2 separate regions of the Homo sapiens genome follow, and region 1 is linked to region 2. A link is a loop called in an ENCODE intact Hi-C map of the cell type or tissue named here. Cell type or tissue: PC-9. All regions are shown on one strand. Links, peaks and the distances in the headings refer to the core of each region. The heading gives the core; the rest is flanking DNA.

Region 1 (2,929 bases), core at 94-2,593, 270 kb after region 2:
AAACCCTAGATGTCCTAATGTTTAGCCTCAAAAGACACATGGCATCTCTTCAGCCACATTCTATTATTCAAATGAAGCCATAGGACGTGCCCAGTGCCAAGAGGAGAGAAAATAAACTCTACTTCTTGGTAGGAGGAATTGCAAAGAATGTGTGGTCATATTTAATTCACAACAAACCCATAATAAGAAGATTATCCAGGCTTTTGAAGGATCATATGAGAGACAGTTAATAAACTTGGTGACACCAGCCTGGAGAGAAGATAAACCAAGAAACCCTTAAGAGATTGTTCAGATATTTGGAGGGCTATCATCATGAAGCAAAAATAGATATGAATTTAGGATTGAATTTGAGAGGTTTTTGAAATGTGACTACAAATTACAAGAAAATAAAGTTTAATGGCTCCATACTGAATCCTACAAATAAAGGTTAGCTAATACCAAATTTACTGTGGAAAAGGCTCTTGTAATAGATAAGAATAGATGAGATTATCTTCATTACACTTTCCAAGTCTATGAGGTTGGTGCAAAGGTAATTAATTTTGCACCATAATATCATCATATGACTCCAACAGCCTCCTTAACCTAAGATTTAATTCAAGAAGAAGACACTTAAAACTGCAATAAACAAAGCACTTTAAACCTTATTAAGCTTCTCACATATCATTTCTGGGACTCTATCACAAAAAGTATCAAATTCAATAAATGTTGATGCACACATTATTTTCCCCCATGGGTCTCAATATTTTAAGGTTTTGACTGTCAAATCTATAATAATCTAAGTCAAAAGTACAGCTACTTAAGCCTCAACACTAATTAAAATATTTAAAACATTTCTTTTTTTGAAATGTTTAAAATCATTCACAATGCTTCAATATTTTAAAGAGTTACACTATCACAGGTCCTGAGATCTGGAATCTTTGGAATGACAATATGGATTAGATTATGTCTGATATGACTTCAGCTTCATTTTCTTTCTTTCAGGGTGGAATTATTAAAGTTCAAACCATGGGAAACTATGAATGTTTGTGGAATGCGATGTTGAACAAGAGTAACTTTCAAAGTGGTGCACAAATGCCCTCTTGTGGCCATTTCCGGGATTGTGCTACAGTTTACAAAACAAAAGCAACCTAACAGGCAATGTTAGTGATGGCCATCTTTGTGCCACATCCTGTGCTAGAAGAAAATAATGAATTGAAAAAGGAAAAAAAATATATGTTTAAAGAGGAGGAAGAAATATTGTTTTTAGTTTTTGTTTTACTTCTCAGATGATAAGCCAGCTAAAAGAAATACTACCTCAAATGCTGCAGAAGGCTTAGGACCTTTTATATTGAATTTGGGGGTATGGAGAAACTCAGAGGCTTAGAAACTTTTATATTGGATTTGGGAATATGGAGAATTTAAGAGTAAAGACAAAGTACTCAAATTGGCTGATGTACCTTGAAGACCTGGAGGCCTCTAATCTTAGGAGATTTCATAGCATCCCCTAAATATTCAGCAGTATAGGGGGGATCATCAGGATCCTTCTGTCACACTAGGATTTTGATAAATCAACAGACATTTAGGTCGACACAGGCTGCTACTCAGCCCTCCTTGCATTCCTTAGTCCATGAGTGCCAACTCCAGAAATTCCAACATATTGTCATCAAAAATTGTGGAAAGCATTTAGAAAGGACAGAACTAAGTTTATGTCCTGGACAGAAACTTAGAAAGCAGCACTAATAATAAGATGTACAGGTCACATTTGGATGCCTAAGGTCAACCATTGTCACCTCCTCAACACAACCAGAAGTGTTTCCAAGAATCTCCAAAGTGGTGCCATAGCTAAATGTAATACTATTTAGGTCTTGCCTAGCACAGAGCAGAGCAGGTCTATCAGCTTCTTTGAAGAAGACATCAGAGTTTATTAATGGCCCCAGATCACATTAAGCTTTTTTAGTTCAGAGAATGGCTGCCAGAATCAAGTTCTAACACATCATAAACAATATTAAAATATCAGACTAACAAAAAGTAGCTTAAAAGAATAAAATTGTATTGGTGTGTGAATATGCATCAGACAAGCCTAGTACTGGCTTGGCCTAAGAGTATTTATTTGACCCCAAGTTTATTTTCATTTTACCTATTGGAATAATTACAAAACCTGCTACCATCTATTAACACAACTTTCCTATAAGGCTGTGCTTTAAAAGTTTATCTTTCTTCCATGGTCTTCTGCTGGAAGGTAGAAGAGTCAGAAGAGATAAGAGATAATAAATACTTAGGCATCTAAGTATTTACCAACATATTTTGTTTTTTAAGAGTTCTGGATGAAAGTTCAATTCAAAGATATATGACCCCTTGGGTGTGTAATCATGGCCATTATGATGATATAATGGAAGAGGCTTTGTACCAGAGTCCCTGCATATCCAAAAGGGATACATTCCAAGACCCCCAGTGGATGCCTGAAACCTCGAATAGTTCTGAACTTTATATATACTGTTTCTCCTACACATTCTTATCCATGATAATGTTTAATTTATAAATTAGGCACAGTAAAAGATTAACAACAACAGCTAATAATAAAATAGAGCAACTATAACAACGTACTGAAATAAAAGTTATCATGCACTGTGGCTGTAACTTTTGCAGCTTGAAGTGTGACAGAAAAACTAGCACAATTTTTTCTTCTTCATAGTTTCACAGATAAAGTATTTGTTCTTACTATAGATCTTAACCACTTCAGCATATTATTTTTTTCTTTCCTTATTAAGTCAAGAACTTTTATATTTTCACTTAAAGGAAGCACTTCGTGGCTTCTCTTTGGCATTTCCAAATTGCCAGCATCACTGCTCTTGTACTCTGGGGCCATTACAAAATAAAATATGGGTGACTTGAACATAATCACTGTGATACTGAGACAGTCAGTGTGATAACCGAGTTGGCTGCCAAGTGA
Region 2 (2,929 bases), core at 12-2,511:
GATCTCGCATTTATAGATGCGAGAATCAGATCCCAGAGAGATGTTTGACTATATTGAGTACCAATAATACGACCTGGGGAAAAATATAACAAGACACAAATGATACAGTCTGAGTTTTGTAGTTGGAATGAATCTTAAGGAGTACGAATTTTAATGCCTCTCACTGGAGAAATATTATGAATCAGACATGTACTTGTTTGCCTCTGGTAATGGGAAACTCATTATCTATCAAGGCAGTGCAATTTGTCTTTTAGCATTGCTTAAATTGAAATTGCTCTCATATAACTTTCTCTAAAACCTTAGAAATGAATATTGTTTCCTTTTGCCTCAGATAACCTGATCCTTCTTTATAATATCTACTCCCAGCTCCCTTAGCTAAACAAACTATCCTGAGGTATGCTTTCTTAATATTTTCATCATTTCAGTTTCTTATGCTAAATTTCCCTTAAAAAGATCACTTGTTATGGGTCTATAAAGTTGATGAAAATGTTGAAGAAAATTATATGGATAATTTAGGCCCTGACATTTATAAGAAAGAGGAATTAAAGGATTTCTGGGCTGGAGATAAGGTATATATAGTAATGGAATTCCTGGACAGTTATATTTATTCCTTAAACGGGAATTTCTTAATTCTTAAAAACCTATAAGGTCTACAGATGAATTTCAAGTACTCCACGAGCCTATGAATATTATGTGTGTGGATTGTTCATATCACATTTTTTTAAATTTTCTTGAAAGGAGTAACTTTCTTCATATTATCTAAGGAATCTTTGGTCTTTGACAATTTAAGGAACTACTGTCTTAGAAATAACAGTAGTTTAGTGGAGAAAAAAGAAAACTGTATTTAGATCCAAATCAATAAGGTCAAAATCCTGTCTGATTTACTCCCTAGCTTTGTAACTTTAAACAAATTACCTGGACTCTCTGAGCCTCAGATTAACCTTCTGAACAATAAAGATAATAACATTCCATAGCAGGTTGCAGGGATTCAGTGACTGAAATCTGAAAGTGCCTTATCTACCATACCTTACCTATAGATGAAGTATACCTACCATACCATACCTACCATACCTTACCTATATCTACCATACCTTACCTAAAAGATGAATTCTTTTAAATATTTTTCCAGGATTAAAAAGCAGGATATCAGGGAGTCCTATCCTCATGTTCTGGGCCTTGCTTATAGTGTCCTAAGAAGGATAAAGTAGTACTACAATGTAGGTCTGGGGTCAGGTGAGATGGGAAAACCAAGGTTTGTCACCATTCTCTCCTTGAAAGCTGGCCAAATGGTGGCCAGGAGAAGGGAAGGGATGCATATAGAGACAAGGGGAAATTATTTAAAAATTATTTTAAAATTCAGACAGCATTTGAGCAGAGTAGCAACAACAAAACTAAAGCCAATAATAAGAGTATTAAAATGAATCCCTTGTATTTAACTTAAGATAAAAATATTTTCATATCTAGCAGTTCTTTTCAATCATCTGTGAAGTCAGCAGCTCAGAGAACTGTCTCCATTTCTCCAATGAAGGGAGTGAGATTCAGAATCATGAAATAATATGCCTCCAGATACCCAGATAGTCATAAATATGAGAGCAGACATCAGATCAGCTATTTATTTATTGGGCTTTCTTTTGTACAGTGCACTTTCCTTTTGCAAGGTACTACTTCTTTCAAGAGGCAGGGTTAAAGAAATGGGGAATATGTAGCTATATTATAGTCACAGGACCTTTTAGATATAATACACTGGGCTGGGTTATATAGCAGTAGTTCTCTACTGTTTTTCTCCACTACACACAGAATGAATGATGTTCACACTCCCATGACTGTACACAGGATTATACCAATATTCTGCAATTGTAACTCCACTATTTTTTTTCTTTCTCTTCTTCTCAGTAGAGCATATAACAATGTAGGTAAGCAATTTACCAAAGGAATAGCCTTAAATCTTTTCTATTTTACATATAAGAAAGATAATTCACAAATTTTGAATTTTTAACTTCTATGATGAATAAATTACTTGCAACACATTTCGAATTTATATCAGTGCATTACTATGGGTTAACACTCTAGCTGAGAAATTCTAAACTGGAAGATATGATGGGGCAACTTGAATACTTACAGGTTTTCATGACAGAGCATGCAAGGATTGTTGTAGGTTTGGCCATCGTCACCACAGACAGGCTTTAAATCCTTTGGACAAAGATAACCTATCCTGGGCAATACTCGGTAGTCTTTGCACATCTCAGAATCCTGAAGAAGCAAAAAATAAAGCAGACGTACTTTATGGCATTCAAGAAGAGGGGTGGGCTTAAGAAAACCTCTTGAGTTCCTTAATCCAACTTGAATAAATGGTTGTAAAAGGAGTGTGATATATGTTATTCAAACTCAAAGATTGATTTTGCACCATATGAGGTGGATTTAACTTCCTGTATTTGGCAATTTTTAACTTGACAAGGTAAGTAAACAAAGAAACAAGGAGTAGCAAAGCAATAAGAAAGCAAATATCCTTTATAATATGTGACACAATTACCTGCCCATAAGAAGAAATCTAGAATGATAGGCATGCCAGAAATAATATTCGCCTTTTTAAGTGAAGGTATTGGTTATATACAGCCTAGAAAGGAAAGACTCAGAGGTAAATACTCATAAATTGCATGAGTTTTTGAGTCCTAGCTCTACCACTAACTAGAGAAGTAACTTATCTAACTTTTCTCAGCCTTAATTTTCTCACCAGAAAATCATAAATAATAGTAGTCCTTACTTTATATTACTGCTTGAAGGGATTAAAACAGATAATGCATGTAAGTTCATGCTTAACGCAGTATCTGTCACATACTAAGTGTTCAGTAAATTTTAGTTGTTAGTATGTTTTCCACGGTAAAAAACATATGTATATTTTCCATGTAAAAGAAGAAACATATTTGCTCTT

The links. A loop is a pair of places that touch in the nucleus more often than their neighbours do. Peaks named below come from ENCODE experiments on the same cell type or tissue, not always from the same donor. Only the 100,000 strongest peaks of a DNase experiment are listed, where the experiment ranks them.
Region 1: it touches region 2 in a loop (3-fold over the local background); 8 of 110 quality-filtered maps call a loop at or near these places.

Annotation. Positions count from the first base shown.
Region 1 is chr5:147,855,886-147,858,814 of GRCh38, reverse strand. No RefSeq gene overlaps it. Among named protein-coding and RNA genes, the nearest start is that of SCGB3A2, 21 kb to the left of the region's middle. In PC-9, for the core only: a CTCF peak has its summit at 1,073 (motif pointing left); no DNase peak of the experiment used is centred there.
Region 2 is chr5:148,130,580-148,133,508 of GRCh38, reverse strand. SPINK5 (serine peptidase inhibitor Kazal type 5) reads right to left here. Exons shown (of 33, transcript NM_006846.4): 31 at 2,120-2,250. Among named protein-coding and RNA genes, the nearest start is that of SPINK14, 37 kb to the left of the region's middle. In PC-9, for the core only: no CTCF peak of the experiment used is centred there; no DNase peak of the experiment used is centred there.